Linked DNA regions of Homo sapiens: region 1 is linked to region 2. Evidence: read pairs that join two places in POLR2A ChIA-PET (ENCODE). Cell type or tissue: IMR-90. All regions are shown on one strand. Each heading gives the region's core, and the rest is flanking DNA. Links, peaks and the distances in the headings are about the cores only.

Region 1 (5,365 bases), core at 185-5,184, 1.4 Mb after region 2:
CTGGGAGTTTCATGCAGCAGTCTTAAGAGGACAGAAAGAAGGCCAAGGAGGCGGATCTTCAGACCCCTCGTCCGTCCTTGCTTCAACCACGACAGAACTGCCTTTGTCTGTTTGAAATATTGGGCTTTTGTCTAAAATTTCATTTCTTTTTTATTTTTATTTGTACTTTGTTTTTATTTTTTAATTTTTAATAAAATTTTAATTTACGTTTCAGAGAAACTTCTCTAGTAACGAACTATACAAATAATCCCTGAAAGTATAGTCTTGTAAGATTTCATTTCCAAAGGCGGTTTCGTTAATTAAAAAAAAAAAGTTTGGAATGCACTCATTTATTTTCAGCCCACTGGCTCTCCAGGTGAAGAAAAATGAACCCTGGAGAGAGGGGGTGATCTATCCAAAGACCCAGAGCATCGCAAGCTCTCCAGGGCTCTGTGGGAAGGGGGAGAGTTCCAAGATCCAAGCAGAAGCCACGGAAGACTCGAGCCTGCTTGCTGGAAGCTTTCAGTTTGGTCACTCTGGGCAGGCAGGCAGCTGGCAGTCCCTATGTCCACCCCGAAGCTGGAGGAAGAGACTCCATCTATTAGCCCAGCATCTCCCCGAAAGGAAAAACCAGAGGCCAGGTGCTGTGGCTCACGCCTGTAATCCGAGCACTTTGCGAGGCCAAGGCAGGCAGATCACTTGAGCCCAGGAGTTCAAGACCAGCCTGGGCAACACAGGGAGGCCTGGCTCTACAAAAAATACAAAAATTAGCCTGGTGTGGCATGGGCCTGAGATCCCAGCTAGTCAGGAGGGTGAGGTGGCAGGATCACTTGAGCCCAAGGAGGTCAAGGCTGCAGTGAGGTGTGATCCTGCCACTGCACTCTAGCCTGGGCAACAAAGTGAAACCCTATTTGAAAGAAAAAAAAAACTGCCAGGTGCGGTGGCTCATGCCTGTAATCCCAGTACTTTGGGAGGCCAAGGCAGAGGGATCACCTAAGGTCAGGAGTTCAAGACCAGCCTGGCCAACATGGTGAAACCCCTTCTCTACTAAAAATATAAAATTAGCCAGATGTGGTGGTGCATGCCTCTAATCCCAGCTACTCAAGAGGCTGAGGCATGAGAATCACTTGAATCCAGGAGGTGGAGGTTGCAGTGAGCTGAGATCATGCCACTGTACTGCAGCCTGGGCAACAGAGCGAGACCCTGTCTCAAAAATAAATAGATAGATAGATAGATAGATAGATAGATAGATAAACAAAATGAGCACCGGACAAGGATTCGAGAGACCTGGGCTCCTCACCCAATCATTAAATGATATGGGCAAATCCTTTTCTCGTTCTGGGCCTTACTTTGCTCATTTTTTTTTTTTTTTTTTTTTTTTGAGATGGAGTCTCACTTGGTTGCCCAGGCTGGAGTGCAATGGTGTGATCTCGGCTCACTGCAACCTCTGCCTCCTGGATTCAAGCAATTCTCCTGTCTCAGCTTCCCGGGTAGCTGGGATTAAAGGCACCCGCCACCACGCCCAGTTAATTTTTGTATTTTTAGTAGAGACAGGGTTTCACCATGTTGGCCAGACTGGTCTCGAACTCCTGACTTCAAGTGATCCACCTGCCCCAGCCTCCCAAAGTGCTGGGATTACAGACGTGAGCCACTGTGCCCAGCCATTTTGCTCATTTGTAAAATGAGGCTATTGGGTTAAGTTATAGTTTCCAGGCAGTGGGTGATGAGAACCAAGATGATGGGGTTCAGATCCTCCTGAGAACCCCTTAGAGGCAGCTGTTGTTTTGCTATGTTAATTGTAAACGAGGATTCTGCAGCTAATAAAATGCTTGAAACTCACGAGGCCATGTAACTTAAAGGCCTTTTGACCATTAAATTCAGTGTTTTCCTCCTCTTTCTGTCTCCTGCTTCTCTCCCTCCCCTGAATTCCTTACTCAAATCCCTGAGTTTGCTGGCAGAGACTTCATGATTCTTCAGGGTTGCAGCCCTAAGTCTATCTTGCTATCTCTCTAGAGGCTGGACTCTGCCCTTTCACTTGCAGCATGGGAGAAGAATTGTTTCTTTCCTAAGATCATTAGGGAGACCCAAGGGTCAGGACAAATCATAGCCAGCCACCCCATCTGGCCCAATGCTGAGCTCTCCAGCTCCCCCGTCTCCCACTGAACGGCTCGCTTCCCAGCCCCATCCCAAGTTAGGTTATTCTCCTGATTCAGACATTTTTGTGGTGTGAAATCATCTCCGCCCAGCCAGCCGAAGCTGGGAGCTCACTCCAGCCCACTGCAGCTTGCTGGCCCTCCCTTTCCCTGCCACGTCCCCACACCCTCAGCTCCTCTTCTCCCAGCACTCAGAACTTCCATTTGATTTCCTTTCAATTCTGCAAAGAAACAAAGAGTGTCAAGGGCATGTTGGATTCAGCTCTGTCCTCTCCCTGTAGCTCCTGGTGCAGGTCCTGGCTCATGATCAACCCCTAAGGGAAAGTGATTAAAATAAGTTTGTTAAATCAAGACAGAGAAAGGAGACAAAGGAAGACAGACAGAGTCAGACAGTGGAAGGGAGAGACAGACACTGAGAGTCTGCCATGATTAAGAGAGAGACAGAGGCCAGGCATGGTGGCTCATGCCTGTAATCCTAGCACATGGGGAGGCCAAGGCGGGTGGATCATCTGAGGTCAGGAGTTTGAGACAAGCCACGCCAACATGTCGAAACCCCATCTCTACTAAAAATATAAAACTTAGCTGGATGTGGTGGCACGCGCCTGTAATCCCAGCTACTCGGGAGGCTAAGGCATGAGAATCGCTTTAACCTGAGGGCCGGAGGTTTCAGTGATCCCAGACCATGCCACTGTACTCCAGCCTGGGTGAAAGAGAGAGACTCCATCTCAAAAAAAAAAAAAAAGAAAGAAAAGAAAAGAATGGCCGGGCACAGTGGCTCACGCACTTTGGGAGGCCGAGGTGGGCAGATCACGAGGTCAAGAGACCGAGACTATCCTGGCCAACATGGTGAAATCCCATCTCTACTAAAAATACAAAAAAAAAAAAATCTAGCTGGGCGTGGTGGCGCATGCCTGTAGCCCCAGCTACTCGGGAGGCTGAGGCAGGAGAATCACTTGAACCCAGGAGGTGGAGGTCGCAGTGAGTGGAGATCCCGCCACTGCACTCCAGTCTGGCGACAGAGTAAGACTCCGTCTCAAAAAAAAAAAAAAAAAAAAGAGAGAGAGACAGAGGTGGGAGACAGAGAGACAGAGAGATGAGACAGACACAGAAACAAATGCAAAGAAAACTTACCTGAAACTTAGCAACAAAGCAAAAGGGTGACTGCATGTCCTCTCAGTGTTAGACTGGAACATGGTCTGACAAGTCCATCCAGGGATCATCTTCTCTAGGGGTTGTGCTACCTACTATTGATGAGGGCTCTGACTTTGAAGTTACATGTTAACTTGCAGGTTTCTGTCCATTAGAAACAAAACAAAAAAAAAGAACCCCAGAGGTGACAGTGCAAATGCCTTGCAGGGCGTTAACCGGTTTTGTATATTACCCAGCAGCCTTTTTCCAGCATTCTTTCAATGCAGTAGCTGTATAATCTCTTTTTGAATTCTCTTTGAACCAACTTTACCATGCTGCTTATTCCCTCATTAATGGGTTAAAAAAATCATTAACATGTGCTCATTTTTTATTCATTTTTATTCATTTTTTATGAGTCATGTTTTTAACTGTTAAAAACTGTATTCTGATAAGAGAGGCAGAAATAGAATGAGACAGAGATGAAGAAAGAGACAGAGTGAGAGGCAGAGGCAGAGATAGAAAGGGAAAGAGACATAGGGACACTGAGAGAGGCCAGAGAAAGAGACACACAGAGAAACAGAAGAAACAAAGGTTAGAGGGACTGAGACCCAGTGAACCCATGCACAGAGTCAGAGAGAGAGAGAGAGACAGAAAGGCTAGCAGCAGAGATCAAGATCAGCCATGCATGCACAAAACACCAGAAGTAATGTTAGCCTCTGGGGAAGGGATACATTGGAGTGAAAATGGAGGTGAAGGGGAGGGACTTTTATATTTATTTATTTATACTTCTATCTTGAATTTCTTTCTTTTCTTTTCTTTTTCATTTAGAGACAGAGTCTCTCTATGTTGCCCAGGTTGGTCTTGAACTCCTGGGCTCAAGTGATGCTCTTGCTGCGACCTCCCAAATTGCTGGGATTATAGGCGTGAGCCACTGTGCAGGCACTTCAATTTCTTATGAGAATATAATCATGTGTTATTTTATACTTTTATTTTTTATTTTAATTTTTATCTTTTTGAGACAGAGTGTCACTCTGTCGCCCAGGCTAGAGAGCAGTGGTGCGATCATGGCTCACTGCAGCCTTGACTTCTCAGGCTCAAGTGATCCTCCTTCCTCAGCCTCCAGAGTAGCTGGGACTACAGATGCACACCACTAGGCCCAGCTATTTTTTTACTATTATAGAGATGCGGGGGAGGGGGTCTCACTATGTTGCGTAGGCTGCTCTTGAACTCCTGGGCTCAAGCAATCCTCCTATCTCCGTCCCCCAAAGTGCTGGGATTACAGGTGTGAGCCACCATGCCCAGCCCATTTTACATTTTTAAAATAGTCATAGAGGGAAAGGCAAAGAGAGACTGTGAAAGAAGCAAAACCACTAGAGAGAGAAAACATCAAGAAAGCAAGGACAGGTACACTGGCTGGCACCTGTAATCCAAGCGCTGTGGGAGTCAGTAAAATTCTTGAAAATTAACTGTAACATTATTTCTTAAACTTTCTAATTTTTGTAACTATTAAGGCTGATTTTTAAAATTATGGTAAAACAAATATAAAATTCCTATGGTGAGTTATTGATAATGGAAACATCATCACTGTGAAACAAATGTAGGTATTGTGTGAGGCACAAGAGCTACAGTGGAGACAAAGACAGACGAGGTCCCTGCTTTCATGGCACTTACATTCTGGGGAGAAGGCAATAGAGAACAGGCCCATAAATAAACACACAAGACAATTTTTTTTTTCTCAGATGGAGTCTCGCTCTGTTGCCCAGGCTGGAGTCCAGTGGCATGATCTTGGCTCACTGCAACCTCCACCTCCCGGGTTCAAGCGATTCTCCTGCCTCAGCCTCCCGAGTAGCCAGGACTACAGGTGAGTGCCACCATGCTCAGTTAATTTTTTTTTGTATTTTTAGTAGAGACGGGGTTTCACCATGTTGGCCAGGCTGGTCTCGAACTCCTTACCTCGTGATCTGCCTGCCTGAGCCTCCCAAAGTGCTGGGATTACAGGCGTGAGCCACTGCACTTGGCTCTCTGAGATCATTCTTAGCCCCTCAGGCTATATGACTGGCTTGTGAGGGCCAAGTGCAGCTTGGACTGAATCCAGGCCTGGGATA
Region 2 (5,365 bases), core at 180-5,179:
TCACGGAAGCACACACCATCATCTTGAGTCCCAGCACTTCAGGGCACTGTTCCCTTAGTCTGCACTGGAGTTTAGCTCATGGTTTGGAAATCACCTTGTCTAAGCCTAGTTTGCAGCAATTTCTGTAGAACAAAGAACTAGAGCTAGAAGGAGAGGAACCACAAGGCTCTCCAGCTCATCGGGTGCCAAAGGAATGATGATGCTGTTTTAAAAATTCACAGTAAAACAAAAAAGCAACTATGCTGTGAGATTATGAGGCTGTATTAATGGAAATCTAATGTTCTGAACTGGGACAGTCCTGCGTGGCTGGGTGCTGGCCTGACCCCTGTTTCCTCTCCCGATTCCCACTGATGAAATGGAGCATGCTCAGAAGTGAGCAGAGCACATGGGGAAGACCCTGGCATCAGGTCCCTCAGAGGAAGGTGTGAAGGAATGGAGGCAGGAAGATGGCCACCTCTCTCCCTGTATGTGATGTGGACCACGGGGGCAGCCTCTGTGGCTGCTGGGAGCAGGGCCAGCACAGCCCCGCTCCTGTCATCTCTTTCTTCCCTACTTCCATCTCTCCTTTCCACTCTCCTTTCTTCTCTCCTCTTGCCTTCCCCTCTCCCTCATTTTTCCTGTTCCCTCTTTTGCATCCTTCCTTCTCAGTTCTCCGTCTTTCTCATCTTTTTTACTTCCTTTCTGGTTTCCAGCTCCCTCTCTTTCTGTCACTCTTCTCTCCCTCCCCTGCTGGCCTGCACTGTGCATGCGGTCCTGGGGGATGGGCAAGTTGAGGGCTGCAGGATCCAGATAGCAGAGAGATGGCTGGAGAGGCAGAAGAGAGAAGAAGAGGAGGGAGAAGAGGAAGAAGTCCCCTCTGAAAGTCTTACACATGAGCACACACACACACCCCTCTGAGCCTTCCAGAGCCTAGCTCAGCGGTGTGGGCACTGCCTCGGACAGGCACCCCCCACCTTCCTGAGGGTAATAGCCACTCTGCTGAGAAGGCATGACTGCTAATTCACCACCTCCCCTGAGCCCGCGAGGCTAGCAGCTGTGCCCGGTGGTGGCGGGCACTGAGGAGCCAGCCGTGCCTCTGTGGCGCTGAGAGAATGAGCCGATGATTGCAGGAGGGGGACTGTTCCTGCCAAACTCCCCACTCCCCAGGGCCAAAGCAGACACGAGAGGCAGCACGTGTGCCCCCATCTGCAACACGCGTGTGGTATTCGAGAGCAGGCCTCCATGCTATGGGCTGGTCGCCAGGGGTGGGAGCCCTGGAGGTTGCTGAACCCAGTCCTGACATGCCAGAATAGGGATTGGCACGTGAACACAGGCAGTGCTCCACAGAGACAGAAGGGATGAAAAGTGACCAGGGCTGGGTTCCTGCATGGGTGATTGTAGCCCCAGTGGCATTGTGACAGCTGACTCAAATCCCACCTTCCACAGCCCACACACATATGCCCAAGTGCCCCAGGGTCCTGCAGGGCCTGGGCAGGCACCACAGAAAGTGTGCCATCCAAAGGGTCCCCACAGGGCCTGTCCCACTAAGGGCAGTGAGCATGGGGGGCAGAATTGGTGGAAAGTGGGCCAAGAGAGAAATGGTCCTGCTGAGGGTCTGGGTGGAGGGAGATTGGGTTCATTCATTGCAGTAAGTAAGGCTAGGCCTACATGAAGAAGTGGGGGAAGTCAGGGATCAGGGAGCAGAACTGTCCCTGAGGTCTCCCACACAGGAGGCACTCTTGCAGGGGAGAGTGAAGCAGAGAGCCATGGGACAGAGGACAATGGCTACTGGGCCGATGGCTGCATAGCACTCCTTGCAGTTAGAGGACCTGAGTTCGAGTCCTGGAAGAGCTTGCAGGAGGTCTCCCCAGTAGAACCTCCACTTCCTCCTGAGAAAGATGGAGCCCAGAGCACTGGCCCTCCATCCAGGTGTGGGGCTATCACTTGGCCCTTGGGGAATGGGTTACCAGAGCCCAGGACTCTACTGGCAGGGCCCAGCTTGGACAGGCTGCCCCCTGGCTCTGGCCCCTACAGCTGGCAGATCAGCTGCCATCTGGTGCAGCCAAGGAAGAAACAGGGGGTCTCACCAGGCATCTCTGGGCTCCACTTCCCCAGATCTGTGGCCCGAGGGACCGGAGCTGCCTCTGATCTGCCCTCCCTTCCCTCCCCACAAGCACAGGTGCTCAAATGGTACGAGCACCTGCCTGGCAGTGCCAGTTGGCGGCCTGGCACAGAGTCCAGACCCAGGTGCCCCGGCTGGAGGAAACTTGGGCCACAGGAGATGGGAGGGGGCTGGCAGGAGCCATGCTGATTGCTGGGAAGAGCAGAAGTCACCACAGGCTGAGCCTGTTATCGTAGTGCTTGAGTGCTCTGGGGCACCCAAGACCCTCCACCAATCTCAGGCCTAGGCCAGCCGCCAGCTCCTCTAGACCAGGTTGCAGGCTCAAGCTTGCGTGGGGCCACCGGGCTGTTTGCTGAGCGCTGGGTTGGGTAGGACTCAGCTAGGCAAGCTCTGGGCTGGATTTGAGACTGGACCAAGACCTGGGGTCAAGTCTCCTTCTCAGGGCACCAGGAACAGGTGCCAGCCCCATCCCCAGCTAGTCTTTCTTGGTTTAGGTTGGTCACAGGCAGTAAGCCTCGGTGATTAGGGGACAGCAGAAAGGGCCATTCACGGTCCTGCACTTGCGGTGCCAAAGGGCAGGGGCCCTGGGAGAGAAGTGGGGGCTGGAGCTGGAGGGTAAGCCTCGGGCAGGGCTGACTCAGCAGGCACAGGAGAGGCCTCCATACAACTCGTGCAAGCCCGGAGTGGCAGGGAAGCCTTGGCTCCATGCCACCCTGGAAAGGCCCCACCCACACAGCTGGGACAAGCACCCAGCAGAGCTAGAGTACCCTGAGGAGTGGGCGAACTACGGACAGCTCATCTCCCAGGGTGTGTCAGGCCTGGGCCACCGCCCTAACAGGTGACTTACTTCTTCAGAGCCTCCCTCCTGAGCAGACTGAAATGCTGGAGGTCACTGGAATCCAGAGGCCTCTGCCTATCCTGGCTCCTGCCCCACGACACAGCTGGGAATCAACATCATAGAGGCAGGGAAAGATGCTAGTTGGGGGAGGTGATAAGGGGTAAAAAGAATAGGGCCAGGAGGAAGGGGCTTAGAGCATGAATGGTCACCTCCACCCAACAGCCTCAGGCCAGACCCTCACTCCTGGACTCAGCCACATCTGCAGTGGGGATGGAACTCTGTAACCAATACCTGAACCCCCACACATACCGCACCCACCCCACCCCACCCATCCTGCTCATCCACAAGCTGATGAGTCCTAACAGGCCTCCTTTGCCAGTGACAAAAATAACTATTTTAAAAATTCACAGCAGGGCTTTCGCCTACACACACTGCGCCGACTGGAACCTGAAGGGAGATATGCAGAACGCAGTGTGCGGATGGAGGCGCGCTAGGCGGCAGGCGGGCTCTGCAACACCCGTGGCCTCCTCGCTACCACTCAGCCTGCCCCCCACCCCAACACACACACATGCACACTAGCCCAGAATGGCCAAATGGGAAGTGCTCTTAGATCATCACTGAACATAGTGGGATGTTGAGGCCCAGAGAGGGTCAGGGATGTGCCTGAGGTCACATAGTGGGTCTGTGGCAGGACTCCCATTCCCCCACCGCCTAGCCAGGCTGTCCACCTCCTCTCCTGTTCACTCGGCCGACCGTGAGCTCATACCTGCCCCCAGGACACACATGCACACACCCACACATGCTCATAGTCAGACAGCACTGCATCCCTCACTTCCATGTTACGACACTTTAATCAAGTTCACAAGCTCCTCCACAACCTTGGCCAGTCTTCCAGAGCCTCATGAAGGAGGCAGAGCCAGGGCTGGCATCCCCACTTGCAGGTGGGGAAATCAAGGCCTAGAGGGCAAGAACTGTGCCCCAGGTCACAGGAGAACCCAGGTGTCCTGGTACTGGTTTGGGGGCTCTTCACAGCTCTTTCTACCACCCTTGGTGCTGCAGCAGTTAATGGCCCAGCCAGTTTCTCTGGGTACTGGAGGGGCCAGAAGAGGAATTTTGCACCACGGTGCCTGACACCAGTCTGACCGGAGGACTGGCCTAGGCCATGTGAAGACCCAAGAAGGTCAACCCCCCCGACCCCTGCCCTCCACCCACAGCGCTTGGGGGTCCCTGTAGAGAGCAGCCAGATTGCCATGCTTCAGCTGGGGGCCAGGCTTGGAGTTGCCTCCAGGCAACTCCCAAACACCACCACAGGGATCCCGTGTTAAGGGGGAAGCCTTAAAGGAGTTGTCAAGTGGCAAGGCCGGCCAGGAACTCCACCGTGGCCCCAGGCTCCAGGGCCACACCAAAGAGTCACAAAGTCATTAGAGCTCATTTTACAGATGAGGAAACTGAGGCTAAAAGCTCATGTGGGTCACCTGAGGTCACAGAGCAAGTCCGTGAGGAGGCAGGACTGAGACACAGGCATCCCAGTCTGGTTTATTCCCACCCACTCCTATCCAGGCTCCCTACCCTGTTCAACCAAGGGACTCTACACCCTCCAACTCCCTGTAGATGGAGATGTGACAGGCTTCTCCCTGAGAAACAGCAGGGCCAAGCCGGAGTGGGGAAGATCCTCTAAAGGACAGTTTTCTCCCTCCCCACCATCAGATCCGTTGGGACATTAGCCTGGTGTTGAGTTTACGGAAAAAGGATCGAAGCTTGCAAATCTTGCATTTTTTCTTGCGACGACCCCGGGAGAAGCTTCGAGCCCTCCCTTCCTCTTCCTCCTCTTCCTCATCACTGGCCCAGGGCCCCCAAGCACCCCCATTAAAGTCAGGATGAGCCCGGGGGTTCTCAGCTGGGTAGCGTACCGGGATGGCTGTGCGGTTATATTCGGCCAGGCGAGCCAGCAGGGTGCGGACCACATCAGGCCGCTGGCCAGCCAGGTCCTCCCGTTCATAAGGGTCAGCACTGATGTTGAAGAGCCACACGGCCTGGCGGACACTGGCCATTCGTTCCAGGTTCCACCAGCTACCCGGGAAGGTGGCCAGTGTCTGCGGTGGGATCCAATCGCCATAGCCGGGGTCTCCTGTCAGCAGCTTCCACTCACCCACGCGGATGGCAGCCTGCACGGCGGTGTTCCAGATGCCAAAGCCGCCCTCCAGGGAGCCATGCTGGGCATGGTTGTAGAGTGGGTCAATGTTGTGCAGGATCTCCGTGCGTGGTGAGGCCCGGCCCTCGCTGATGGCCGGCCACACGTCGTAGCCATCTAGCCCATCGGCTGCTGAGGTGGTACCACCTGCCAGACCCACCAGGGTCGGGTACCAGTCAGTGATGTGCATCAGTGCCCGGCTTGTCCGTTGCTTTCGCTTGAGCAGGGGACTGTG

What was found. ChIA-PET counts read pairs that join two places held together with the same protein. Peaks named below come from ENCODE experiments on the same cell type or tissue, not always from the same donor. Only the 100,000 strongest peaks of a DNase experiment are listed, where the experiment ranks them.
Region 1: POLR2A ChIA-PET joins it to region 2 with 6 read pairs; 1 of 35 experiments calls an interaction of 5 or more read pairs at or near these places.

Annotation. Positions count from the first base shown.
Region 1 is chr5:151,697,118-151,702,482 of GRCh38, forward strand. No RefSeq gene overlaps it. Among named protein-coding and RNA genes, the nearest start is that of SPARC, 13 kb to the left of the region's middle. RefSeq lists an enhancer at 2,342-3,163. In IMR-90, for the core only: a CTCF peak has its summit at 2,131; a DNase peak (open chromatin) is centred at 2,224; H3K27ac peaks cover 3,375 bases.
Region 2 is chr5:150,292,572-150,297,936 of GRCh38, forward strand. It overlaps ARSI (arylsulfatase family member I), which reads right to left. Exons shown (of 2, transcript NM_001012301.4): 2 at 3,772-5,365. The coding sequence ends at 4,643. Among named protein-coding and RNA genes, the nearest start is that of CAMK2A, 5.5 kb to the left of the region's middle. RefSeq lists enhancers at 384-965, 966-1,546. In IMR-90, for the core only: no CTCF peak of the experiment used is centred there; a DNase peak (open chromatin) is centred at 2,750.